Regions from separate parts of the Homo sapiens genome. Here region 2 is linked to region 1. A link is a loop called in an ENCODE intact Hi-C map of the cell type or tissue named here. Cell type or tissue: heart left ventricle. All regions are shown on one strand. Links, peaks and the distances in the headings refer to the core of each region. The heading gives the core; the rest is flanking DNA.

Region 1 (5,388 bases), core at 266-5,265:
CTCTGCAGTAATTGACTTCATAGGATATTCACTCTTACCACCCCAAGGGCTCTTTGCTTCCTTCTGATTTCTGGAGAATCTTGGTAATGATGATCTGAGGGCTTTAAATGTTGGGGGTGGGATGTCAGAGTATCAATGTTGTGAAGGTAAAGGTCTACTTATTTATGAATGTGATGGAGTCTGTCATATAAATCAAATGTACACATGTACAATTTTAAGTTGTAATGCACGCATGCTACTTCCTCTGTAAGTGGGGGAGGTAGAACAGTTATCAGTAGGATAAGTAAAGTGAGATTCTTAGCTTCAAAGGAGAATTCAAAACATGTATTGAAAGGTGAGATACTTCAGAAACTATAACTTGCTGTCCCTTCTAGTGGAGCACTTGATTAGAAAATACATATTTTTACATATTTTTAAGTCTCTGATTCTTCTTTGAAATTCAGTAATACCCAGCATTTTCTGTAACTGCCCTCCTCTGCACCCTTTCCCTAAATAGTTTATCTGATTGGATAAACTATTCCTCTTCTCTGCTCCTTCACCTTTCATGGATAGGTCTAAAAGAGATCAATTTTGAACAGACCTAAAATTTCTTTAGCATTTTAGCTCATTTTCTGACCAATAGTGGAAGGCTTTAATTACATATGTCGAATATTCTCATTTGCTTCTCCTGTCCTCTTGAGAAATAGAAAATTTGAGAATAAGTAGTACTATTGGTGGTTGACTCCTTGGTAAAACATTCAAGATGGGAAAAACAGATGTCAAATTATTTTTGTCTTTTGTCCTAGAAAAATGGCTACAATGAAATTTTCTATATTTAAAACCTTCCATTCAAAGAGTACTTCTTTTTTGCTAAGAGGCAATAAAGAACTGGTGTCCTCAGTGACCTATTCCGCTTTGCTTTTATTAAGACTATCTAAACTCTACCGTGGTAGGACTATTGAGATTTGTACAGTGAATGTTCAAAATGAGTGCTGTTGATAGTGCCTCTGGAATTAGGTTGGTATTAGAAACTTGAGGTTTCCTGAGGGTGATTTGTGCAGACTCTATGGCCCTTTGTTGCGGAGATAGGAGTTCAGTGGAATGATGTATAGCAGCCCCTGTCTGTCCACCCCCAGCTCAACAAGGTTTCTAGGAGGTTTAACTGGAGCCAGACTGTATTTGGGAAATGAATTGAACACCAAGCTGAAGGTTTTAACTCTACTGATAGAGGAGAATTTGTGGGGAAGGTGTTTGGTTGATGTTATTTTTTAATTGAAATTGAAGATAGTTCAGGAATCATTTTATTAGAGAGAGAGTGTATGTCTGTGCCTCTGTTCTCTGTGTGTATACGCAGCTGATTTCTGTTTTTGGTTGTTTTACTTAAATGTTAAATGTAATCATTCACAGCCTGCTAACTTTTGATGGAAAAAACCAGTGCAAATATAGTATGTTAATCTACACATGTAAATTAAAATTTGACTACAAATATTGCAGTCTGAGAGTCTATTAAAATAAGATACTTTTAAAATGAAGATATCTTTTGTTAAATGTATTTTTGCTGCCTAAGAGATGGCAATTCTGGGAAGCTGTAGGCTTGGTGGTGTAATACATTGTTCTGAAGGGGAAATATTTATACTGACTCTTGAAAACAGGAATTGCGAACTGATTTTGGACACTTTCTCTTTTCTTATTTGTTAACAAAATGAGTTTTTGGTGAAAACTAAATTGTTGCTTCTTCTAATGAAAAATCGTAACTTAACAAGTGAAACTTGCTTACGGGATCATTTTTCCCAGGGACGTGACAATTAACATGGTGCATAGTATGCATTTTAGGTTGCTAAACATAACACCCAGTTGGTAATCATAAAAACTGCCTGTGACTTCTGTTGTGACTATATCATTTAACCCTTGTGTTTTCTTCAATGAGAGATAAACTCTTTGAGAATGCAGATTATAGATGATACTTCATCTGTCCCTTAAAATTTATGAAGTACTTGGTACCTTCTTCAGCTCTTGTCCCTTGACACTTGACTGCTCTGGGGCTCCCTGACACCAACTTGAATTAGAAGACGAATGGGATAAAAGAGTGTTTTGTTGTAATTTACAAGTCTGTTTTGTAATTTTTATGGCTAATTAATGAGGTAATTACTAATCACCTTTGTCTCAAGTTTAGGAATTGTTCAAAAACTCAGTCTAAAAAAGCATGCCTTTTTCAGTGGAAAACACTTGAGGAAGTTTTTTGATTGATTTGTTTATTTTTTTCCTCTGGAAAAGAAACCTGAAGAAGTTTTAGACAAACAGGGAATGACTTGAGTCTTTATAATTTACTTCTAGCATTCTTCATACATGTCTTTTCTTTCTTTCTTTTTTTTTTTTTTGAGATAGGGTCTTGCTCTGTTGCCCAGAATGGAGTGCATTGGCACAGTGACAGCACACTGTAGCCTTAACTTCCCGGGCTCAAGTGATTCTCCTACCTCAGCTTCTCCAGTAACTGGGACCACAGGTGCTCGTCACCACACCTGGCTAATTTTGTTTTCTTTTTTCTCTATAGAGATGGGTCTCACTGTGTTTCCCATGTTGGTTTCAAACTTGGACTCAAGCCATTTGTGGGGATTACATATATGGCTGCACTCAGCCATACATATGTCTTAATAAAGTTTAAGCCATACATGTGTCTTATAATGTTTAGGAATCCGAGGCTGAAGAAATATACGAGGGCCTTATCAGCAATGACCAGTAATGTCATTATCAGGTTTTCCTGGGCTTTGATGTGAATTTGAATGAAATCACAATCCTAGGAGATTGTTTTTCTTTTGGGTGTAAATTAGTAAGTTCAGAAACAGTATTTTGCCTTCATATGATTTAGGGTTAAAGTAATTATTGTAACTCTAAAATAATAATTTTTTTTTTGAAAACCATACACTCTGCTATGGATTTTTTTTCTTACATTGTTCAAAAGTATGTGATGATGTAACTCTGGGGTATGAGTCACTCGGATGCACAAAGCACCTCAGCAGGCTGGTGATATGACATTTTTGTTTTATTTGCTCTGGTGCTTTACAAAGATCTGGGGAGGCTGTTTTAAAATAAACATTTCCCTGCTAAGGATGATAGAAGTTAAACAGTTTTAATAGGAGTGCTGATGGACTTGTTCCCGACTTCCTGCCCCTTTTCGTCAGGGACATAAAGAGAAAGGAATCATCATATTCTTTAAGATGATCTTCAGGAATGCTTTAAACCCCCATCTCTGTGTTGACTCACTTGCGAGACCGGCGACTGCTTTTGGGTTCTAGGAAGGACGGTTGGTCCAGTCTGCCACCTTGTGGTTATTTACAGAATTATTTCAGCCTGTATAGGTGTGAGTTTTCTGAAGCCGTAACACACAGATTGAAAACACATTTCCTGCATTTCTTTCTCTCCCTGTTCTCAGGGAGTGCTTAAGATCATGCATACCACCACCCCTGCAGGAATGTTGCCCTTTTCTTTCTTTGCACCCAGCACATCCACCGTTCGTTGCTAGATGCAGAGCTGAGAAAGAGATGTAAGAGAAGACGAGTGTCTTTGTTCAAGGTGCTTCTCTGATCGAGGACATAAAATACAAACCTATTAAAGTGCCCACATAGAGCACATGTGAAGGCCCTAATGTGAATGGTCAAGGTGGTAAGAACTTTAGAGGCTCAGAAAGGAAGTGTTCACTGCCAGTGTTAAATGGGGTCTTGGAGCAGAGGAGGATGGAAGAGTGTTTGGAGGGACTTTGTGTTAGGCTGTACCCAAAGACTGCTGGTCATCATGTGGAAAGGGTACAAGAGGTTGTTGGTGTTTGGGTTTCATTCCAGTGTGGGGAGCCTTGGAACGAGGTGGTTTGAACATGGTGTGCTTGACACAGTGTTAGCAGATACGTGCTCTGGAGGTAACAGGCACCCTCCGCCCCCACCTCAAAGACAGCATTAGCCTTGTTTGGGAAATTCGTGGGTAAAGTTATTAGTCCCTCTCCTGCATGAACTTTAATGTAGTTTGTGAACCTGGCAGAAATATATGCTATACAATGTTGTATAGGACAAGGTACTGTGGGGCATATTTTGGGAAATACTGCAAAAAAATGTTAAAAAGGTTTAACCTGACAATATGCTACTGATGTGTTATATTGAATTACTTCAATATAACAGGTTTTTTTCAAATAATACTTCAGTTGTGTGGATATATTTTGGAAGAAAATATATACAAAATTTTAATTTGTTTTCTAATACCATCCACAGATGAAAAAATATCCAAGAACGGTGCTAAATTAAATTAGGTCTTCAAAGTCAGTTTCAGTAACTCCAATGTGACCTGAAACTTGTGGGAAACCTCTTGTAATTTTAAACAATGTTAAGAGTGAAGTGTAAATATTATAAGGAATGTTTTAAAGGTAGAAAGTCTGTAGGTCCAAATGTTAATGGAATGCATGCAGAATTTTTTTTAACGACTTCATTTTAAGTGTTGTAAAACAGTCTTGAGCTATGGAAGGTAAACTTACATTAGAGAGGAAAATACTTACAGTTTGTTGTCCAGCTCTGCCAGTCTTAAATATGTTCCTAGCCAATCTTTCTTGGAGGAAAAATTAAGTGGCTGTTTTCAAATTGGAAAATTTCCCCATTCTCCTCTTTCTCAATCTTAAGGATATGAGATTTCTTACCAATGTCATTTGGAAAGTATATTTATAACAGATGTGATAAAATATATGTCAGGTACACTTCTCTTTAAACCTAATATAAAAATCTGGATTTATAAAACAGACAATTTAGGGACCCTTATAAGTATTATAAGAATTCATTCAACTTTTTTTTTTTTTTTTGGCATACAGACACATCATAAAAGGATACATTAATTTGTAAAAATTCTGATATATATAGTGTCTCAGGAATATTTTAAATTTTATATTCTTAGGATTACTTGTGCTTTTATTCAGATCTCATTGGCAGTGAACTCAATCACCTTTTTTTCCAGGATCTGATTTTGCCATGAAACTATCAGTACTGAAACTATGTGTAATTTCAGCCACACAGCCTAGTTGCATAGATATTATTCACCGTCTTTTGCAAATATGGTCTCACTAACAAACCCAGGGTCACACAGCTAGGGAGTGGTGGGGATCAGGATTTGAACTCTGCCCATCTGACTCCAAAGCTTGTATTCCTTTTATTACATCTCTCTCCTTCTTAGGATAGCTCTTTTGTATGTTTTAGTGTAGAAGTATTTGAGATCTCCTAAATAAAACACTGCAGCTTAACCATAGCATATCCACTTAACCATACCGTATCAATAAACATAATGAAACTTGCAGAACTTCCCCTTTTCTGCCCCTTCACCATTTGGGTATAGATGTGAATTTGAGCATTGGATAATCTAGCTTTTAACCCCGTTATTAAT
Region 2 (5,388 bases), core at 132-5,131, 130 kb before region 1:
GCAAATCACTTGAGCTCAGAAGTTCGAGACCAGCCTTGGCAACATGGCGAAACTCTGTCTGCAAAAATTAGCCAGGTGTCATGGTGTGTGCCAGCTACTTGGGAGGCTGAGGCAGGATGATCACTTGAACTCAGGAAGTCGAGGCTGCAATGAGAGTGACTGAGCCACTGCACTCCAGCCTGGGTGACAGAGTGAGACCCTGTCTCAAGAAAAAAAAAAAAAGGGCAGCCGGCTTCCTTCAGATGGAGAAAATGAGAGAGGGCACCTGAGACAGAAGCCACGGTTATTTTGTAACCTAATCTTACAGGTGCCATTTCATCACCTCTGCCCCATCGTGTTTGCTAGAAACAAGTTCACAAAACCCAGCTCACATTGAAGGGGAGGGCATTACAAAGGGCATGAACAACAGGAGGTAGGGATACAGGTTACAGGTAGCCAATGAGAAGTCCTCAGCAGCACTGGGAGTATTTTAAGAGCAAGAATGTTAAATATTGAACTTTCAGTTTTGGTGTTTTTTTGTTTGTTCATTTCTTGTTTTGTTTTTTGTTTGTTTGTTTGTTTTTTTACTGAGACAGAGTCTTGCTCTGTTGCCCAAGCTGGAGTGCAGTGGCACAATCTTGGCTCACCGCAACCTCCACCTCCCTGGTTCCAGCGATTCTCCTGCCTCAGCCTCCCAAGAAGCTGGGACTACATGTGCATGTCACCACACTCAGCTAATTATTCTATTTTTAGAAGAGACGGGCTTTCACCATGTTGGCCAGCCTGGCCTCGAACTCTTGACCTTAAGTGATCCACCCACCTTGGCCTCCCAAAGTGCTGGGATTACAGGCGTGAGCAACTACGCCCAGCCCTTCAGCTGTTTATAGTGCTGCTTCAGCCTGTTAAGCATCAAAGCTGACTCTATACAACCCATCACATGGTGGAAGAATGATCGATCCATAAGAGGTGTGGTAAGGCGGGGTTGATGGACAGAGAGTTGGAAGTTATCCAGACTTTGACCTTTGGTTGCCTCATTCTTTCATTCCTGTATTCTTTGAGGCCTTTTAGAGCACTCCACTTCAGTGACCATGACTTGATCAGTTTTGTTAGACCACTTATGCTCTGGAACCTAGCATTTAGAAAAGTTAAAAATATTATTTGTGTTTTTCAAAAAAATCTAATCTTGTGCATTTTATAGTTTTTAAAAAAATTATAAAAAGTAGATTTTTATACACAAACTGAATAATCAACTTCTAAATAAATTTGCTCCAAAAAGTTACTTAATCCTAACAGAAAAGGAAAACCCCATACATATATACATTTATTTGTGTCTGAAACCATATACTCATCTATTTAAGCAAGACTTTTCTTGATTAATTTTGTATTTAAAAAATTTCCTGATTCTTTATATTTTCTCTGATTTTAAGGGCAAAATTTATGCTAGATTTTAAATTAGAAACATTCTTCTCATTCCTGCCTTGTTCCATTGATTGATTAAATTTTTTTTTATCTCCTAGTGCTTATCATACATGCTTAGAAAACACAGGGTTTCCATCAGTCATCTATCTTGGTTGCTTTATCTGTTGAGTCATAGTCACATTGCCACAGATTCTTGGTAATCTGAAAAATACCAAGATGCTCTTAGATAACTGAAAACCCCAGCGAAGTAGTATTTCCTGCGCTGTACCAAACAAGCTCTGCAGAAAAGTAACTAGGCTGGAGCCAGTAGTTGACAGTGAGGTTGCCCAATCCCAGTTCTATGGAGAGCCCTGCCTCTGGGTCTACACAGCACAATGGAAGAAAGACAAAGAGAATGGCCTGCCCCACTACCTGCTCCTCAGTGGCCTGAGATTCTGTATAATCTGAAATAAATCTAAATGAATAAGAAGACGGGGTTTCAAATATGTGAACCATGATATGATAGCATGTAACAGAATGGCATGTAATAGAGAAAGCACAAAGAGGGAAAATAAAAGAGCTCCTGCTCCCAGTCTTTAGAGATGAGGATGCTTACCGCGTGCTGGTGTGCTTACCTTCCTTCAGAGATGATTGTTCATGCTTTTAGCGATGTTTTGCAGTCTGTAAAGGTACTGTTTTGCCTTTTTGCCTTTCTCTAGGCCACCTGAACTCGCTTAAGTAATCATACCTCCTCCAAAGCATGGTATTTGAGAACAGACCTGGCCTCTGTTTCAGAAGGACATAATTGACCGTTTTGTGTAAGCACAAAAGGGGGTGGGGTAGGAGAGCTTTCCCGAGCCTGTGCTATCTCCTGTTGAAGCCCATTTGTTAGCCTCGTAGGCAGGGCGCGCTGGAATGCCTGGCAAGTGCAAGTACAGTGAAATGCCGTCATTGTGCTGCTCTCACGGCGCATGTTTTCCCACGTACAACATTCAAAATGTTCAGTTCCCTGGAAAATGTTCTAAAGAAGTTGCACTGTATTAGGCTTTGTCTTCTCGTCTTTCACAAAGGCAGACAGCCCTCTGTTGAGAACAGCCTTTCCATAGGCATTTCTCTTGGCTCAGAGCCACATGGACGTAACCTAGAGCCACCGAGCCACAAGAAAATCTTGGACCAGAAGCAGGGGGAGGGGACGCTTTGCACGGTTTTTCCTCCCACATTCAATATACACAAGGATCCCGAATTGAAAATGCCTATCAGTTTGCAAAGGATGATATTGTCAAAGAAATTTGTTTACAATGATAACTAATAATTTTTTCTCTCCCCTTCCACTTTTTTTTTTTTTTTTTTTTTTTGAGAGAGTGTCCCTATGTTGCCCAGGTTGGACTCTAACTTCTAGGCTCAAGTGATCCTCCTGCCTCAGCCTCCAGACTTAGCTGGCATTACAGATATGCGACACCATCCTAGGCTTAATAATTATTATTTTTTAAAACCTGAGATAATTTACTAAATGATATAAAGTTAAAATTTTTTTTGAATCGGAGTATAAAACGTGGGCTTTTAGTTGACATAATGTAATTTGAATGACTTAAAATATAGATGTCAAATGTTAAGGTTATGTCAGGTGCATTTATTATATTTATTAAATATTACCAATTCTGATTTTCATAGAAAGAAAATAAAAGAATTCTCTATTGTAAATTGACAAAAAGATGGCAGGGATTTCTGAGAAAACACTGTCGAGAAAGATAAAGCAACGTCAGTTTGTGACATTTCAGTGGATTCTATCTTCAACACAGATTAGCTTATTATTTTTATTTAAGTAAACAAGAAGGTCCAGCTGGACCAAGTAAGCTCTCGTATTTTTCTGTTCTTTCGCTGCACACAAGTCTAAGAATTGTTAAGAATTGTTTTACTGGTTTCCTAAAAGCACCACAATAGCTTTGAAAATGGTTGAGAAGATGTAAGAAAATAGTCTGAAACATATAGATGAGATCAAGATTCGCAAAGATTGATTAAGGGATAGAATGCAAACCAAGTGATTTTTTTAAAAAATTCTTATTGATACATAATAGTAGTATATATTTTTGGGGTGCTTCTTTTGATATACGCAGACAACGTGTAATGATCAAATCAGGGCATTTAGGATATCCCTCACCTCAAACACTTGTCATTTCTTGGAAATATTCCAAAGCTTCTCTTCTAGCTATTTTGGCAAATCAAGTGATTTTAAATACAATCACTTGTTTGATTTCAGCTTAGGATTTTCCATCAACTTTTCTTAAAGGTATTTATTCTTTAGAATGTTCTGAATTTTTATGATTCGTTAAGAATATTGATCACCTGTTCTCAATTTTTTTATACAAGGTTAGAATCCACTTAAAATGAATTAAAACCCATATGATTTTTGTGTCTGTCTGGAAAATAGGGTTTGACTTCCACAGATGTCATAGAGAGCTCAAATATATACTGCATTACATCACTGATATTGTAGCTGTCACAGAAGAGAGAAAAAAATTTGGTACTGGAGATGTCTTGGTAGAAAATGAGCCTTAAAGCTTCTTGATAGATATAAGGCAATCTCTTGATAACATGTCAAGTAACTTAGACGTTACTTTTAAAAATGTGCATTGCTAAAAGGTGCCCGTTAGTGTCAACACATATTCTCTGGCCCTGGGCTGCTCTTTTTGACCCTGCAGGGGAAGCCATGAAAATAAAGTGAATGCTGGCATTAATCAAACCAGTCTTTATTTTGACAGCATTTGGAATTCATTCTTCTCACTGGGTGGTACTGCCACCACTGTATTTTTTTTTTTTTTTTTTTGAAATGTGCTTCCTGATAACTACTGTCAGGCTTGAGAAGTGGACAGGTGTGACTCCCTAACTTGAGGACAGGCCTGCTGTATTGAAAGGGAAAAGAATGGAAAGGGAGGTGTGATAGCATTTTTAATAAATATGTCTGCAATTCATGATAGTGTGAGTATAATATAAAAAGAAGGGAGGGGGAAGAAAGGGGGATGGGTTAGGAGTAAGGATCACCATATCCAGTAACAGCCCAGACTCAGAGAGCCTTAAGATTGGATAAATGTAAACAGCATTTTATTGTTTAAAATGTTAAGATAGCCAGGCATGATGGCTCACACGTGTAATCCCAGCACTTTATGAGGCTGAAGCAGGAGGATTGCTTGAACCCAGGAGTTCGAGACCAGCCTGGGCAACATGGCTAAACCCCATCTCTACAAAACATAAAAAATTAGCCATGGTGTGTGCCTGTAGTCACAAGCTACCCAGGAGGCTGAGGTGAGTGGATCACTTGAACCCAGGAGTTCAAGGCTGCAGTGAGTTATGATTATAACACTACATGCTAACTTGGGTGACAGAGCAAGAACTCATCCGTTAAAAAAAAAAAGCTATAAAAAAAAATCTTGGCCAGGCGCCGTGGTTCACGCCTGTAATCCTAGCATTTTGGGAGGCTGAGCCAGGTGGATCATCAGGTCAGGAAATCGAGACCATCCTGGCCAACATGGTGAAACCCCATCTCTACTAAAAATACAAAAATTAGCCAGACATGGTGGCGGGTGCCTGTAGTCTCAGCTACTCAGGAGGCTGAGGCAGGAGAATCACCTGAACCCAGGAGGCAGAGGTTGCAGTGAGCCAAGATCGCGCCACTGCACTCCAGCCTGGGGGACAGAGGGAAAGACTCCGTCTCAGAAAAAAAAAAAAAAAATCTTAAAGATGTTTCCAAAAAAGTGCTATTCTTTGCATTTTCTTACAGAAACATAAAAGCAAAGTGGCTGTATAACAGAGTAACCAGAGTTTTGGTAAATGTGGTTTGAATTATGTTCAGATGAATGCAAAGTGATATGTTTTCTGGAAAAGGTATCTAGCACATAGCTTTTTTATTGCTTGAAACTGCTTAAGATTTCACATGGACTTTTGGGGGGAGCTTCGTCCTTCTTGAAAATCTAATACCACCAGACTGTAAACTGCTCAGAAGAAAGGATTACACCC

What was found. A loop is a pair of places that touch in the nucleus more often than their neighbours do. Peaks named below come from ENCODE experiments on the same cell type or tissue, not always from the same donor. Only the 100,000 strongest peaks of a DNase experiment are listed, where the experiment ranks them.
Region 2: a loop joins it to region 1, with 2.3 times the contacts of the local background. A loop is called at or near these places in 9 of 110 quality-filtered maps.

Annotation. Positions count from the first base shown.
Region 1 is chr4:159,172,418-159,177,805 of GRCh38, forward strand. All of the region lies in intron 1 of RAPGEF2 (Rap guanine nucleotide exchange factor 2), which reads left to right. Among named protein-coding and RNA genes, the nearest start is that of MIR3688-1, 46 kb to the left of the region's middle. RefSeq lists an enhancer at 2,969-3,701. In heart left ventricle, for the core only: CTCF peaks have their summits at 3,314 (motif pointing left) and 3,515; a DNase peak (open chromatin) is centred at 3,264; H3K4me3 peaks cover 1,338 bases; H3K27ac peaks cover 2,101 bases.
Region 2 is chr4:159,046,023-159,051,410 of GRCh38, forward strand. It overlaps a transcript of SPMIP2 not described here. Among named protein-coding and RNA genes, the nearest start is that of SPMIP2, 13 kb to the left of the region's middle. In heart left ventricle, for the core only: a CTCF peak has its summit at 2,285; a DNase peak (open chromatin) is centred at 2,289; H3K4me3 peaks cover 823 bases.